2 separate regions of the Homo sapiens genome follow, and region 1 is linked to region 2. A link is a contact called in ENCODE Hi-C or POLR2A ChIA-PET data. All regions are on one chromosome and are shown on one strand. The core of a region is the stretch at or near the end of the contact, and the rest is flanking DNA. Distances in the headings are between cores, read along the strand shown. Region 1 has its middle 67 kb from the start of KAZN-AS1. Region 2 has its middle 19 kb from the start of KAZN-AS1.

What was found. Hi-C counts contacts between places; a loop is a spot of excess contacts on that map. ChIA-PET counts read pairs that join two places held with the same protein, here RNA polymerase II (POLR2A).
Region 1: a loop to region 2 is called in a map of PC-3, with 6 times the contacts of the local background. The contact joins two enhancer-like sites. A Hi-C loop is called at or near these places in 2 of 168 maps with a recorded cell type or tissue (IMR-90 and PC-3). POLR2A ChIA-PET finds 5 or more read pairs at or near these places in 1 of 52 experiments (AG04449).

Annotation. Positions count from the first base shown.
Region 1 is chr1:14,483,223-14,490,264 of GRCh38, reverse strand. It overlaps a transcript of KAZN not described here. Among named protein-coding and RNA genes, the nearest start is that of KAZN-AS1, 67 kb to the right of the region's middle. Within about 2 kb of position 3,509, at least 3 of the 41 ENCODE cell types and tissues checked have a DNase peak (open chromatin) inside an H3K27ac peak, as active enhancers do; they include IMR-90 and PC-3, where a contact is called at or near this core.
Region 2 is chr1:14,435,781-14,442,776 of GRCh38, reverse strand. It overlaps a transcript of KAZN not described here. Among named protein-coding and RNA genes, the nearest start is that of KAZN-AS1, 19 kb to the right of the region's middle. RefSeq lists a silencer at 5,508-5,609. Within about 2 kb of position 1,281, at least 3 of the 41 ENCODE cell types and tissues checked have a DNase peak (open chromatin) inside an H3K27ac peak, as active enhancers do; they include IMR-90 and PC-3, where a contact is called at or near this core.

The sequences.
Region 1 (7,042 bases), core at 2,260-4,759, 45 kb before region 2:
TCCTGATATAAAAGGGTCTCAAAGATCAAAAAGAAGGACCTTCACCCATTAGTAGAACAAAAGGGTGGAAGATAAGAGCAGACAAATCACAGAGGCCAACCTGACTAGTAATCAAACAAATTAACAAGGCAAGTCACTGCCATTTATGCCAAACTGTCCAGCACAAAAAGATGCTGAATGCTGAGAGGATGAGAATGGATGTGCCTTCCTCTTCAGGCTGTTGGTGGCTTGAAGTGGCATGCTCATTCTCAAAAGCATTTGACAATGGGTAACAAAGACTTAAAATGAGTTCACAACCTTTGACAAAGGAATTCCATTTCCAGCAAGTCTATTCTAGGGAAACAGTCAGATATGTAGGCAAAGATTTATACACAAGAATATTTATTCATGAGAGAAATGAACATTGAAATTCTATTTTGAATAATATTTAAATTAAGGAAAAATTCTCCTTAAATAATGTTGATTGAAAAGTGATTTCAAAACAGTGTATTCATTATTATTATTATTATTATTATTATTATTATTATTTTTAAGACAGAGTCTTACTCTGTCACACAGGCTGGAGTGCAGTGGTGCAATCTAGGCTCACTGCAAACTCTGCCTCCCAGGTTCAAGTGATTCTCCTGCCCCAGCCTCCCAAGTAGCTGGGATTACAGGCATGTGCCACCATGGCCAGCTAAGTTTTGTATTTTCAGTATAGATGAGGTTTCACCATGTTGGCCAGGCTGCTCTTGAACTCCTGACCTCAAGTGATCCGCCTGCCTTGGCTTCTCAAAGTGTTTGTTAGGATTACAGGCATGAGCCGCTGTGCCCAGCCCAAAACGGTGTATTCAATTTACACTGAATTACAATAAATTGATCCCAATTTATATAGATACATTTTATGTAGATACAGTTTATATATATATAATTTTATCCCGATTTATATAGATATAGTTGATCTCAATTTATATAGATACAGATACACAGAACTTATATAGATGTGTATAATAGATATATAGAGTCCCAAAATGTTACCCGTGATTATCTCTAGTCAAATTACAGTTAGTTATTATTTTTGTCATATTCTTCTTTTTTTCACATTTCCAATTTTTCTACAACGTGTAGAAATGACCTCAATCATAAGAAACCCCAAGATTATTTTTAAAAAGACGAAAACAACAATTGCCAAAGAATTTGGCTCCCAAGGTGTGGGACAGAAGTTAACTCTAGTGATCTCTGTTTCTCTTTCTCTCAAGGCCCAATAAAGGGAAAATACAATTAAGTTAATCGCCATAAACATTTACTGCACCCTTACCGTGAATAAGGCACAGTGCTGAGGGCAGTGAAACAATGCAAAGATGGACAAGAAATGAATCCTGTCCTCCAAACACAGTCATCAAGTCAAAATAGATGGACCCCAAATTGGAAAGCCAGAAAACATGGCGCACGGGGCCAAGGGGTGATGGGAAGCCAGAGGCAGATGGAGAGGGCTAACGGGAAGGATCCCTGGGGGAAGAAACTTTCTTGCACTTCTCAGACATCGCAGGAATTACAATGCCATGGAGGAAGTTTTCTTTTCTGGAATTCCTTTCAGGGACAGCATTTTGTGTGGTTGGAGGAAGGGGTGGTGAATGAAAAAAGCAGCCTGTGATTGAAGACGCTTACAGGAGGGCAGGCGCTCTGCTAAATGCTTTAATTGTGCTCTTTCACTGAATCCTCAGACTGAGCCTATGAGGTTGCCACTATTACAAGCCCCATGTTCTAGATGGGGAAGTGGAGGCCCAGCAGTTACATAATGTGCCTGTGTCTGCACACAGCACATGGTAGAACCAGGATTTCAGTCCAAGCAATTTCACCTTAGAGCCTTTACTCATTTTTCCTACAGAGTGGAGCTTGCAAATTGGGCCAGAGTGGAATTGTTCAGACCTTAGCGACGATGAGAGGTCACCGTTCTCTTTTTCAGCATCCTCCTGTCTTTCTTCCTCTCTCCCCAACATCTCAGGCAGCTTTGAGCCTCTCCTCCAAGCAAGTGACTAAGAGACAGATATGTCAAGAATATTGTATTGAAGGTGTGCCAAATGATTAGCCTCTACATGATACTGAAGAGTCTTAAGTCTGGGCCTCTGGAGAGCCCAAAAGGGAGACAGGTTTCTTCTGCAAAGACTCATCTATGATCCCTGTTGTAAGTTATTAGTTTAATGAATACTTGCTGAGCATCCAATATGCTAGGATATTGTGTTAGGTGCTGGGGATACTCTCAAAGCTCCTTAGTCAAAACCCTCCAGTCTACAGACCTCTCCTCTGAGCCAGTGGCCCATGTGACCTCCTTCCTTGGAAGGCCTCACCCTCAGCACATCCCAACTGAATCACTGCTCCGTTCCAAGCCTCCCATTCCTTCTGGATCCTTTCCTGGTGAGGCAGCACTATCTACCCAGATCTGCAAGCCACAAATGACCTTCTGCCCCATGGCATCTGATCCATCCTCAAATGTTGTCCAGGCTCACCCCTCAAAAATATCTACTGCTGTCCACCAGCACTGCCACCACCTCAGTTGCAGCCACCATCCTCTCTCCTGGACAACCACTCTAGCCTCCGAAAGGTATTCCCGCATTGGTTCAGTTGTCACACAGAGAGAACTTAACTCTTTCCTTTCCTCCACTTTTAAAAGCCTCTGGGTTTTTTGTTTATCTTTGGAACAAAATAAAAGTCTTTGGCTCCAGCCCCTACTTAGCTAATTTCTTCATCTCTCCTCTTCTTCCCTTTGTATGTGGATATGAAGCTGGGGAAATAAGTGAATGTCTGGACACCAGGCTGTGACATTGGTGACTTTGGGGTGTGAGGCTGGGGATGAGAAAGGAGGTGGGTAGAGGGAGATTTTTCTCATGTATCTTTGAACTGTTTCACTGGCTATAGTGAATACAAGTTAACTCTGTAATATTAGCAAAGAAAATTAATAAAGTATGCTTACATATTGTCCATTACTTAAGGAAGGAGAGTCTTTTAGTTAGCTATATGGAAAACTTTACTGTAATGTTTGCCTTTTCCTTCCCTATGGTGTCCCCAAAAAACCAGGTCAAACAAAACAGGAGGTAAGGAGGGGGCCTGAGCACTCATGCTGGTGTTGGACCAAGAGCTTTCAACTAAGTGGAAAAGAAAAGTGCAACCCTGTTGATTTAGTCCAGTGTCCTAACGTGCCAGGAAAGAACTCACCACTGTAGCTGTTAGCACTGATTTATGGAATCTCATCTAGACCATTTTCAGCCCTACCAAAAAATAGCTGGTCCTCTGAATACACACAGCTGATGAATGCCTCTGTTTAACTTGGCCACAAGCAAAACCACACTGAATGTGAATAATTGCTTCAGATAAAAAGACAGAACCCGTAATTTACAGGGAGCTACCAAGGAATTTAGGCTCGAGGTCAAACCGATGGCCTGGCAAGTATAATATTATGCCTGGCACTTCCCAGTGGTCAGTACTTTGGAATCCAGCCCGCCTAGTCTGTGAAATTCACCATGGAGGACAAGAAACGGAATTCTCCTCCCAAGCCTGAAGGTGTTAGTGGCATGGTGTCAACTCTTATTACCTAGTTAAAAATTGATTATCAAAATGTCTATCTGCTGAGTCTATCTGACTCAACCATCTTCACTACGCATTATCTTTTGTGGATCTTAAATGTACAGGCTATTAAAGTGGGCCAGCTCCTCTTATAAAACAAGACAGAGGAAAAGCAGGAATGTTTCCAAGATAGCTTCTGTATGAGTAACATACAACGGTAGAGTAATGAACTATGATGCTAAATTTTCATTATGAAATTTCACTTTTCCTCCTCAATTTATTTTCCTGGAATCTAGAGTAGGCACCAGGATTTTAACCACAAGCCACAGTTGGTGAGGACTTAAGCATCCCACAACATACATTATGTTAAAAATAATTTCATTTGTGAAGTACTCATTGGTCTTAACTGAGAGTTGGTGGAAAGGAACAGTAAAGGGAGAGCTTTCAAACTTTCATCCAAGTCAAACCTGGATGAATGGGTAGAAATCTTAATGTCTTTAAACTTATTTTTCATTTTTTCCATCTAGATATATATTTCCTGAAATATTAAGGTCTTGGGGCAGGATGGCTGGAAAAGTGAACTCTAAATGATGCAGGGCAGGCGAGCCCCAAAGTGGAGCTTAGCCACGTTAGCTTGGCTTTGCCCAGGAAAATTCAAGGGAAAGCCAGAGGTAGAAGAGAACAGCTTTACTGAACAGGCAGTGCTATAGGTCTGGTGGTGTTACAGCTCCATGACTGCTCCCGCAGAGCAAGACTACCCTGTGGGCAGAGAGTAGCTGCTCAGGGCAGTTCTGCAGTCATATTCATATCCACTTTTTTTTTTTTTTTTTTTGAGATGGAGTCTCGCTCTGTCGCCCAGGCTGGAGTGCAGTGGTGTGATCTTGGTTCACTGCAACCTCCGCCTCTGGGGTTCAAGTGATTCTCCTGCCTCAGCCTCCTAAGTAGCCGGGACTACAGGCACGCACCAGCATGCCCGGCTAATTTTTGTATTTTTAGTGGAGACAGGGTTTCACCATGTTGGTCAGGCTGGTCTTTTACTCCTGACCTTGTGATCCACCCGCCTCAGCCTCCCGACGTGCTGGGATTACAGGTGTGAGCCACCACGCAGGTCCAGATCCACTTTTAATTGCGTGCAGATTAAGGGGCAGTTTATGCAGGGTGGGGGTAGTAACTTTTGGATCACTGAATGCCATGGAAAGAGGTGGCAAGTTCTGGGTGTTGCCATGGCAACAGTAAATTGACAAGCCACACTGGTAGGTGGGCCTGATTGAAAGCTGCTTTTGCCCCTGGCCCTGTTGTAGCTAGTCAGCTAGTCCTCAGTCTGGTCCAGGTCTGAGCCCCACCTCTGGAGTTGAGTCCCACCTCCTACCTCATAAAGACATATCTGGATTAATTCAAAGTGGGTGGCACTAGAAATGTTGGACAAGCTTTTAAGATGTCCCTTGCAAAGAGTGGAATGTGAGAATTTGGTGTTTCTTTGAATGCAACGTGGTCAATGAAAGGGAAATGCTGTTTGATATCCTCAGGGTTGCTTGTCTTGTGGGTGATTCTGGCCTTCCTTTCAGTAGACTTGATCTCTTTTATAATTTCCCCTTTTCTTTCCCTGAAATAAAGGTTAGCAAGTTCTTTTGGATACGTGATAGATTGAGTGACATATGGCCTCAATTCTTCATTTTCCCCTGAATCTAAACCCTTTGCAATGTAAGTTTGCACAACCTCTTCATTGTATGTGGTGGTGTGGGGGAGAATTTTGTCCCATCTCTTAGTTTTGGGCTCAGCGTGTGATTTGCTTTGGCCGAGGCTATGAGAGCAGACATGAGACAAACAGAAGTTTGACAAAGCATTTTGGCATTTCCACTCACTTTTTTGGCTTTTGCTGTGAAACATGTCTGAGTTAACCTGCTGGAGAATGAGACCCCAGAGCAAAGCTGAATCAACACAGTTATCCCAGGAGATGCCCCAGACATGTGAGAGAGACCAGCCAAGATCGCATGGCTGCCTGAACTCCCTGCAGCTGACCGCAGCCATGTGAATGCGCCTTGCGGAGCCGAGTCTTGGATGAGCAGAACCAGGCAGCCAGCCTGCAGACCCTGAACAAAAACAAATGTTTACTGTCTGCCACTGAAGTTTTGAGGTTGTTTGTTATGCAGCACTATTGGGACAATAGATAACTGATACAAGATGAAGTTACTTTTTTCTTATACTTGGTTCAAGGAAGAAGTATGAGCACAGAATATTGTCTTTAAAAAATTGATAAAAATTGTACATATTCATGGTATACAACCTGATATTTTGAAACACGAATATATTGTGGACTGGCTAAATTGAAATAATTAACATATACATTACCTCACATATTTTTTTTTGGTGGTGTAAACACTTAAAATCTGCTTTCTTAGCAATTTTCAAGAATATAATACATTGTTATCGACTATAGCCACACCGTTGTGCAATAGATCTCTTGAACTTATTTCTCCTAGCTAACTGAAAGCAATCTTGAGCAAAGAGAGCCAAACTGGAGGCCTCACACATTACCTGATTTCAAACTATACTACAAAGCTAGAGTAATTAAAACACCATCGTACTGGCATAAGAACAGACACATAGACCGTCAGAACAGAATAGAAAGCTCCGAAATAAATCCATGCATCTATGGTCAATCAATTTTCAATAAAGATGCCAAGAAAGTACAATGAGGAGAAGACGATCTCTTTAATAAACGGTACTGGAAAAACTGGATATCCACATGCGGGAGAATCAAATTAGACCATTATCTCACACCATATACAAAAACATAATTTAAAGTGGATTAAAGACTTTATGTAAGACCTGAAACTATAAAACTACTGGAAGAAAACATAGGGCAATGGCTCCATGACACTGGTCAGAGCAATGATTTTTTGATCTATGACCCCAAAAATAGGGGCAACAAAAGTGAAAACAGACAAATAGGATTAACCTAAAAAGTCTCTGTACAGCAAAGGAAACAGTCAACAGAACGAAGAGACAACCTATTGAATGGGAGAAAATATTTGCAAATGTATAAATGTATAAAACCGATGTAAACCTATACATACCTAAAATGTATAAAACCAAATTGTAACATAACTGCTGTAGACACACTTTCGCAAAACCTCTTAAGACTCTGTTCCCTTGGCATGGTCACTCATATTGGCTCAGAATAAACCTCTTTAAAATATTTTACAGAGTTTGGTTTTTCCATTAACAGAGGTTTATATCCAAAATATATAAGAAGCATGGAATATCTTCTGCAAACAAGCTGCCCTTTTGTTCCTTCTTGGATTGATTCATGTCTTATGTCAGTGAGGTTTCCCTGATGCTGTAAGTCCCTCACTTTCGGTAATGGGCCCTCTTGCTGATGTTTTTGCTCCCCTCTGACGCACAAGTGAGAGTTATTCCAGGGTTGCATGGAGGAGGAGGGCCCCATTCTCTATCTTCATTTGAATATTGGTAGCTTTAGCGTTCTTATTTTGATGTGACT
Region 2 (6,996 bases), core at 32-2,531:
ACACTTATGAAATCAGGCCAACAGGGATTTTTGTAGTGTCCTAACAAGAAAGTTTCAGCCCCCAAATGGAAATTTCAGGACAGGTCTTCTTTCCTCTTAGGCACAAAATAAATGGAATTCCAGGCCTGGCTCACCTCCAAGTGTCTGTGGCCTCTGGTGCTTCTGACCCTTTTCCTATCGGGTGCACCCCACCAGGTTAACCCAGCAGCAACAAGCTGAGTCCCCACAGAGCTACTTCTGGGCACCCAAGCCTGCTGGTTGAGAAGGTGTAGCTGCAACAGCTATAGACGGTTAGGGGTTTCAGCAGGTCCTCTGTGACGATCTCATACAGCAGCAAAACCTCCAAGGGCATAGTGAGCTTCTATGACAGTCCCTGTTCCTGCAGCTAAAAGTCTTGCTGATTTCTCTGAGCCCCAATTTTAAAGCACAAGCCTTGGTAGATGGGTAGTGATTTGTGTCCAATTAGCATATCAGGCATTTGGTCAGCCTGAGTGAAATGGTCAAAAGTATAAGTATATTGCCAAAGCCGCAATCCAAATCATATCCAATCTTCTCTTTGTATAACACCTTGTAATTTTCAAATGAGGCTTTCTAAATCATCATCTTTTCTGATCCTTGCAACTCTGTGAGGTGGGCAGGAGTATTGTCAGAACCTCATCTGGTTTGTAAGGCATTTCTAAGTCAATTAGAAAGATGTCCCTTCCCCTGCAGGGGGACAAAGCCTAGCTCAGCTGGACTTCAGCTCCCACTTGCTCCTCAGCTGGGTTCCCTTGTGTAGTGCACAACCTGCTCAACCCTACATGGCAGCCCTGGGTAGTCTCTCAATTTCTTAGGTGAAGAAATTAAGGCTCAGAAGGTTACTTGACTTGCTCAAGCTTACTTAACTTAGATCTTCTGGCTACGGGTCCAGTGTTGCCTTTACCATACACATCTATCCTCCCAACTCTCCTTTTTGCTTTATTTCAACAATTTCTTTTTTGTTAAAAAAAGTATATTTAATGTGAGCATACACCATTATTTCTCATTCTCACCCAAATGTCCTTCTTGCTGAGTTGAATAAATGCCCCCATCATGAGCCAGCTTTATGGGATTTTGACTCACTATGTAAAATTGCACCAAAAAATTTTAATCCTCTGAGACATTTGAGGGTTGCAGCTGCAAACAATTAATTTGTGTTAAAATCCAAACGTATCTGATGAGAACAGCATAAGTCACTGCTTTCCAAACTCTGTTCCTTAGGACACAAATACTCTCAAGACTTGAGGGGCCTCAGAATCACCTGGAGGACTTGTAAAATGTCGCTGGCCTCACGCCCAGGGTTTCTGATTCAGCAGGTCCAGGGTAGGGCATGAGAATCTGAGTTTCTCACAAGTTCCCAGGTGCTGCTGCTGCTGCTGCTGCCGCTGCCGCTGCTGCCCGGAACAACATACTGGGAAGTCCAGTTCCAGATAATGCTAATGGAAGTTCAGCATAACTTTAGTTTCAGGGTTTAAAATATATATATATATATATATGAGTATTCTCATGGAAGTTAATTCAGAAGATAGACTTGAAAAAGCCTATCATAAGCTATAAGAAGCCAAAGTTGCTTTCTGAGCTTAATTAATGTATCTTCCAGTCATTTAACAATCATTAAGAGCTGAAGATGGTCCAGGGGCTGCTCAAGGCCCTGGGGCTTCAGAGGCCTGGTCCTTGTCCTCCAGGAGCTGTCAGTCCATCAGGTGCTCAGAGAAGCAAACAGGCCATGACATCCTAATGGACTGCATACTCTGTCCTGCATATGATCAGTGCTAGTCATCTGGGGACTGGGGGTGATTGTGGTTCACTGAGACAACAGCAGGAGAGAAGAAGGTTGCTGCCAGCCCTCAGAACCTGTCTGCGTCACTCATCTGCGTTGAACGTGATGCCTTTTCTATTGCTAAGTCATAGACCTGGACACCTGACTTAACATGTGTAGTGTGCCTTGGGAATTCACAGAATGTCACAGGTGACCAGGACAGGCTTCATGGATGAGTGACCTATGCACGGCATCCCCTCTGCCAAAACAGAAGAGCACCATGCTTGGTTTAATGCTCTGCTGTGGCTGCCTTGAAATTCCTAATAATGTTTGAACAAGGGGCCTTATGTTTTGATTTTGCACTGGGACCCCTGCAAATTATGTAGCCAGTTCTAAGCATGACTTAATCAGTCATTCCTCAAACATCTTTTTGAGCAACCACAAAGTGTCATATACTGAATTAGGCATTAGAGGTTCTTGCTTCAGTAGGATGGGGTTCCTGTCGAGGAGCTAGTCACTAAATGCAGAAGACAGACATATGAATGGGAATTGACAATCCAATATGGTAGTTCCCGGAAGAGAGCAGAACACGCCCGATCCTTCATGTCTACAGCAAAGAATTTATTTCTGCCAAAGTCTCTCCAGCTGTCAGTACAAAGCTCTGCATCTCTTATCAACCCACGGAGGACTGGAATCCTCCGCCAGGTAATTTACGGAGAGGAGTTGCGGGCAGTCTCCGTCACCTAGAATATCACCCTCCTGCCAAGGTTAGCATTTGTCAAAGTCATGGTCATTAGTGCACATTTTTTACAGAGTACCTTCTTTGTGGCTGAATTCTTTAAAGTGCTGGGGACATGCAGTGAACTAGACAGATAAAGATGTTCACCTTGGTGGAGCTGGTGTTCTAGCAAACAGACATAATAGAACAACAGACCTAACGAATAAGTAGATTATGTAACCTCTTAGAGGGGGAGAGGTGCAGTGAGAAAGAAAAAAGTAGAGCCAGAACAGTGGGGTTGGGAGTAGATGGGGGTGGGACGTGGTTGGGATGAACTGAAAAGGCAAGCGCTGAAGGAGGTGAGATGTTAAACATGCTGAAGAAGGACCCTCCGGGAAGAAGGAGCAGACAACAGAGTGTAGAGCCTGTGCTTTTGAGGAACAAACAGTGAGAGGTCAGCGTTGGTGATGTGGGGTAACTATAAGAGGTAGGGGAGAAAAGAAAAGGTCAAAGCGTTATGAAGGGACCCACTCATGTTGGGCATTGTAGGCCTGCACTGTCCAATATGGCGGCCACTGCCTCATGTGACTATTTTCATTTAAATTAATTAACGTGAAACAAAATTGCAAATGTAGTTCCTTAGTCACATGAGTTATATTTTAAGTGCTCAGTAGCCACCTGTGGCCAGTGGCTACCATACTGGACAGTGTACATCTAGAACGTTCCTATCACTGCAAAAAGTTCTAAGTGAACAGCAAATTTAGAGACTTTAGCTTTTACTCCAAGTGGAATGGGGAGCTATGGAGAGTTTGAGCAGAGAAGAGACATTCTGGCTTCTATATTGAGGAGGGGGTCTAAGTAGGTAAAAACTCCTAACTCTGTTAGGAGGCAGTTATAGTTTTCAAAGCAACAATCACTAATGGTGGCTCAGATCAGGGCAGCAGAGGAGGTGGTGAGAAGTGCTCAGTGCATTGGTATTTTGAATGCAGAGCCAACAGAACTTGCTGATGGATCACATAGGGAGCATGGAAAAATACAAAAGAGAAGGAGGAAGGATGATGACCAGGCCTGTGCAGCTGGAAATCTGTGGTCAGCATCTTCTGAGAAGAAGACACTGTGAGCAGGGCAGGTTTTGGGTGTGGAGAAAAACGATGAGTTCAGTTTTGGATATTTTGTGTGTGTGATATTTATTGGAAATCCCAGTAGAGCACTGAGTAGACAGTTGGCTGTAAGAGCCTGGAGTTTAGAAGATGAGTCTGGACTAGGTATTTACAATGGGCAGTTGTTAGAATGGAGACGCAATAAATACCCAAGACTGGGTGAATTTGCTAAGGGAGTGAAAATAGAAGAAGACCTGTTAGAAGAGGTGGAAGACTTCACAGCACTAAGGGCTTACATAGGGAAACAGCAGGTACCGGAGGAAACTGGAAACTTCTACTTTAGCCTATCAGCCACGAGGAACTTTGGAAGACTTTTAGGAAGCTCATCGTGAGCCCCTCCCTGACTCCTATGGTAATTTCTCATTCATTTCACAAGGTAAAGAGAAAATTCCACTCAGAATAGAAGCCAAAACCCTTCCAGTGGCTGACAAGCCCTCCATGACAGGTGCCCACAACACTCTCACTTGTCCCATCTGGTCTCCTACTCATTGCTGCTCATACCACGTGCTGTTTGTGTTTACCACACTCTGGCCTCCTTGCCATTTCCCATTTCCCACACTCCTGCCCCAGGGCCTTTGCACTGGCTGCTCCCTGTGTCTTGATGTCTAGAATGTTCTTCCCCCAGATACCTGATGGCTTACTCTCTTGCCTCCACATGAATCTTTCCTGGCCGGCCCCGTTCCCTGTCCCCTTATTCTGCCCTCTCTTTTCCACTAAGATTTGTCCCCATCTGACATGTCATATGTCTTGCTTATTGCTGATTCCCCTTCTCCCGACACCAGAAAGTCAGCCTCCTGAGGGCAGGGATGTTTGTTTAGCGTGTTTTGCTCATTGACATATCCCCAGCATTGGGAACAGCACTGGGCACCTGGCAGGCACTTGGTAAATATCTGTGTTGAGTAATTTGATGTAAGCCTATACCCACAGGACTGTGCTCAGAGACCATCCAGGGCATCTGCAAAGGGATGAACAGAAACAGAGAAGCAGGGCACGTGGTGTTGCTCAGATCTTTTTTTTTTTTTTTTTGGCTTTAGGGAAATAACTTTTTGACCTTTCTTGAAGTTTAACTGGTGGCAGAAGGAGAGAAAAGGGAAACCCAAAAGGGAGGCAAAACTGGGATGAGAGCTGGCTTGTTGCTTTCAGAAGTTCACCAATACAGCTACCACCTTTTAGAGGACATGAGAAAAAGGGAACATGTCATCCCATCTCTGGATGGGATGATGGCAGCTCCTCCTCCTCCTCCTTTTTCTTTCTCATTTTCTTTGTTGCTGTCACTTCAAATGCTGCCCTCTTTGACTTCCTTTAAATAGCCAGGGTAGAAACATACACGGGGGAGGTACCGTGCATGTCTTTGAAACCTGGTCCAGCAATGTGCCAACTGCACGCGGCTCTCAGCATGCAGAGCCTCCCGGCTTCTCATGTCCGACCCACGGGCTGCAGCGACTGCAGCTCCTGGCAGGGGCACGGATTCTGAGAGGTGGAGGCAGGGGAAGGGAGAGGAGAGGGAGGATGTTTGACAATGCTCCCACCTTTTTTTCTTTTAATAAAAGTACAGCAAATTGATCCTGTTGGAAAAATTGGACAAGCATTTTTACAATGCATTGTTTCTGACTGCCAGGGGCGAGGTGAGAAAGAGCGAGAACAAAGACGCAGGTCTCACTGTCTAATTCTCTTTGTCCAGCATAAAGCATCATTTCTCGTGATTGTTGAAAATTGTGCACCAGCCTCAGCGAGGACTTGAAAGGGAAGCTGAGCTCTTCAACATGCGCGTTTCATCGACTGTGTTCTGAAAATGCTCCTCATTGCTGTAAATATGCCCCAGTCTTAGGAGTTAAGAGCGGCAGTGAGCTGGAGCCCCCAGCTGTGGGATGTGGGGATGAGTGGGAGTCAGGGTTCCTTTGAGAAATGAGGGGAGTGGTTCTCAGATCACAAACTGACATGGTTTTATCTAGAAGAGACACATGGCTCTGACTCACTGAATTTCCATGCAGGATCTAACTGGGACACATCAAGGGAACTTCAGTGTTTTCAGCACCAGCTTCACAAGAGGAGAATGAGACACAGTTTTTATCTATTTCCTCTGGAGGACAAAAGGTCTGGATCCAGGGTAGTTGGTAAAAGAAGCTGAAGTGTCAGGCAGGGAAACAGGACTTTTAAAAAGTGATAATAAAATGAACTACAATCAGCTGAGTGTGCTGGAGAGGTGCATGCAAAGTATCTTGAGAAGAAGGCTTTGGAATCAGACAGACCTGAGTGAAATCCTCTTTGCTCCACTGACCAGCTGTCGGACCTTGGCCAAGTAACTTAACATCTCAGGGCCTTGATTCTCCTCTCTGTAAAATGGGAATAATACTAGTAACTACCTCTCAGGATTGTTTTAAGGTTTTTTTTTTTTTTTTTTTTTGAGACAGAGTCTCGCTCTGTCGCCCAGGCTGGAGTGCAGTGGTGCAATCTCAGCTCACTGCAACTTCTGCCTCCTGGGTTCAAGTGATCCTCCTGCCTCAGCTTCTCAAGTAGCTGGGGTTACAGGTGCCTGCCACCACACCTGGCTAATTTTTGTAGTTTTAGTAGAGACGGGGTTTCACCATGTTGTCCAGGCTGGTCTCGAACTCCTGACCTCAGGTGATCTGCCTGCCTCGGCCTCTCAAAGTACTGGGATTGTTTTAAAGTTTAAACAAGAAAATGCATATCAGTGCCTGGCACAAAGAAATCCCTCAATAATTGCTAGCTGCCACTTCCTCCTCCACCACCACCACCACCACCAGCACTGCCATGGTCATCATCATCATCCTCATTCACTTAATTCTGACTCAACCACTTCCTGCCTGAGTGACTGTGGGTAGGTCATCTAATCCTGTGTGTGTGTGCATTCCATTTTCTTTTCTTTTTTTTGAGTTGGAGTTTCACTCTTTTTGCCCAGGCTGGAGTGCAATGGCGCGATCTCGGCTCACTGCAACCTCCACCTCCCGGGTTCAAGCGAGTCTCCTGCCTCAGCCTCCCAAGTAGCTGGGATTACAGGCGCCCGCCACCACACCCGGCTAATTTTTTGTATTTTTAGTAGAGATGGGGTTTCACCATGTTGGCCAGGATGGTCTTGATCTCCTTTTCTTCATCTGTAGAATGGACATTGTGACAGTATTTGACTCAAATTCCTTGACATAGTTTGTGTTAAGCACAGTGACTCAGTGGCAGCACACAGTAACGCTCCACATAGAGTCACCCATATCGTTAGGCCCTGTCACCATCCCCATTCTAAGATATCGTTAGGCCCTGTCACCATCCCCATTCTAAGATATCATTAGGCCCTGTCACCATCCCCATTCGAAGATATCGTTAGGCCC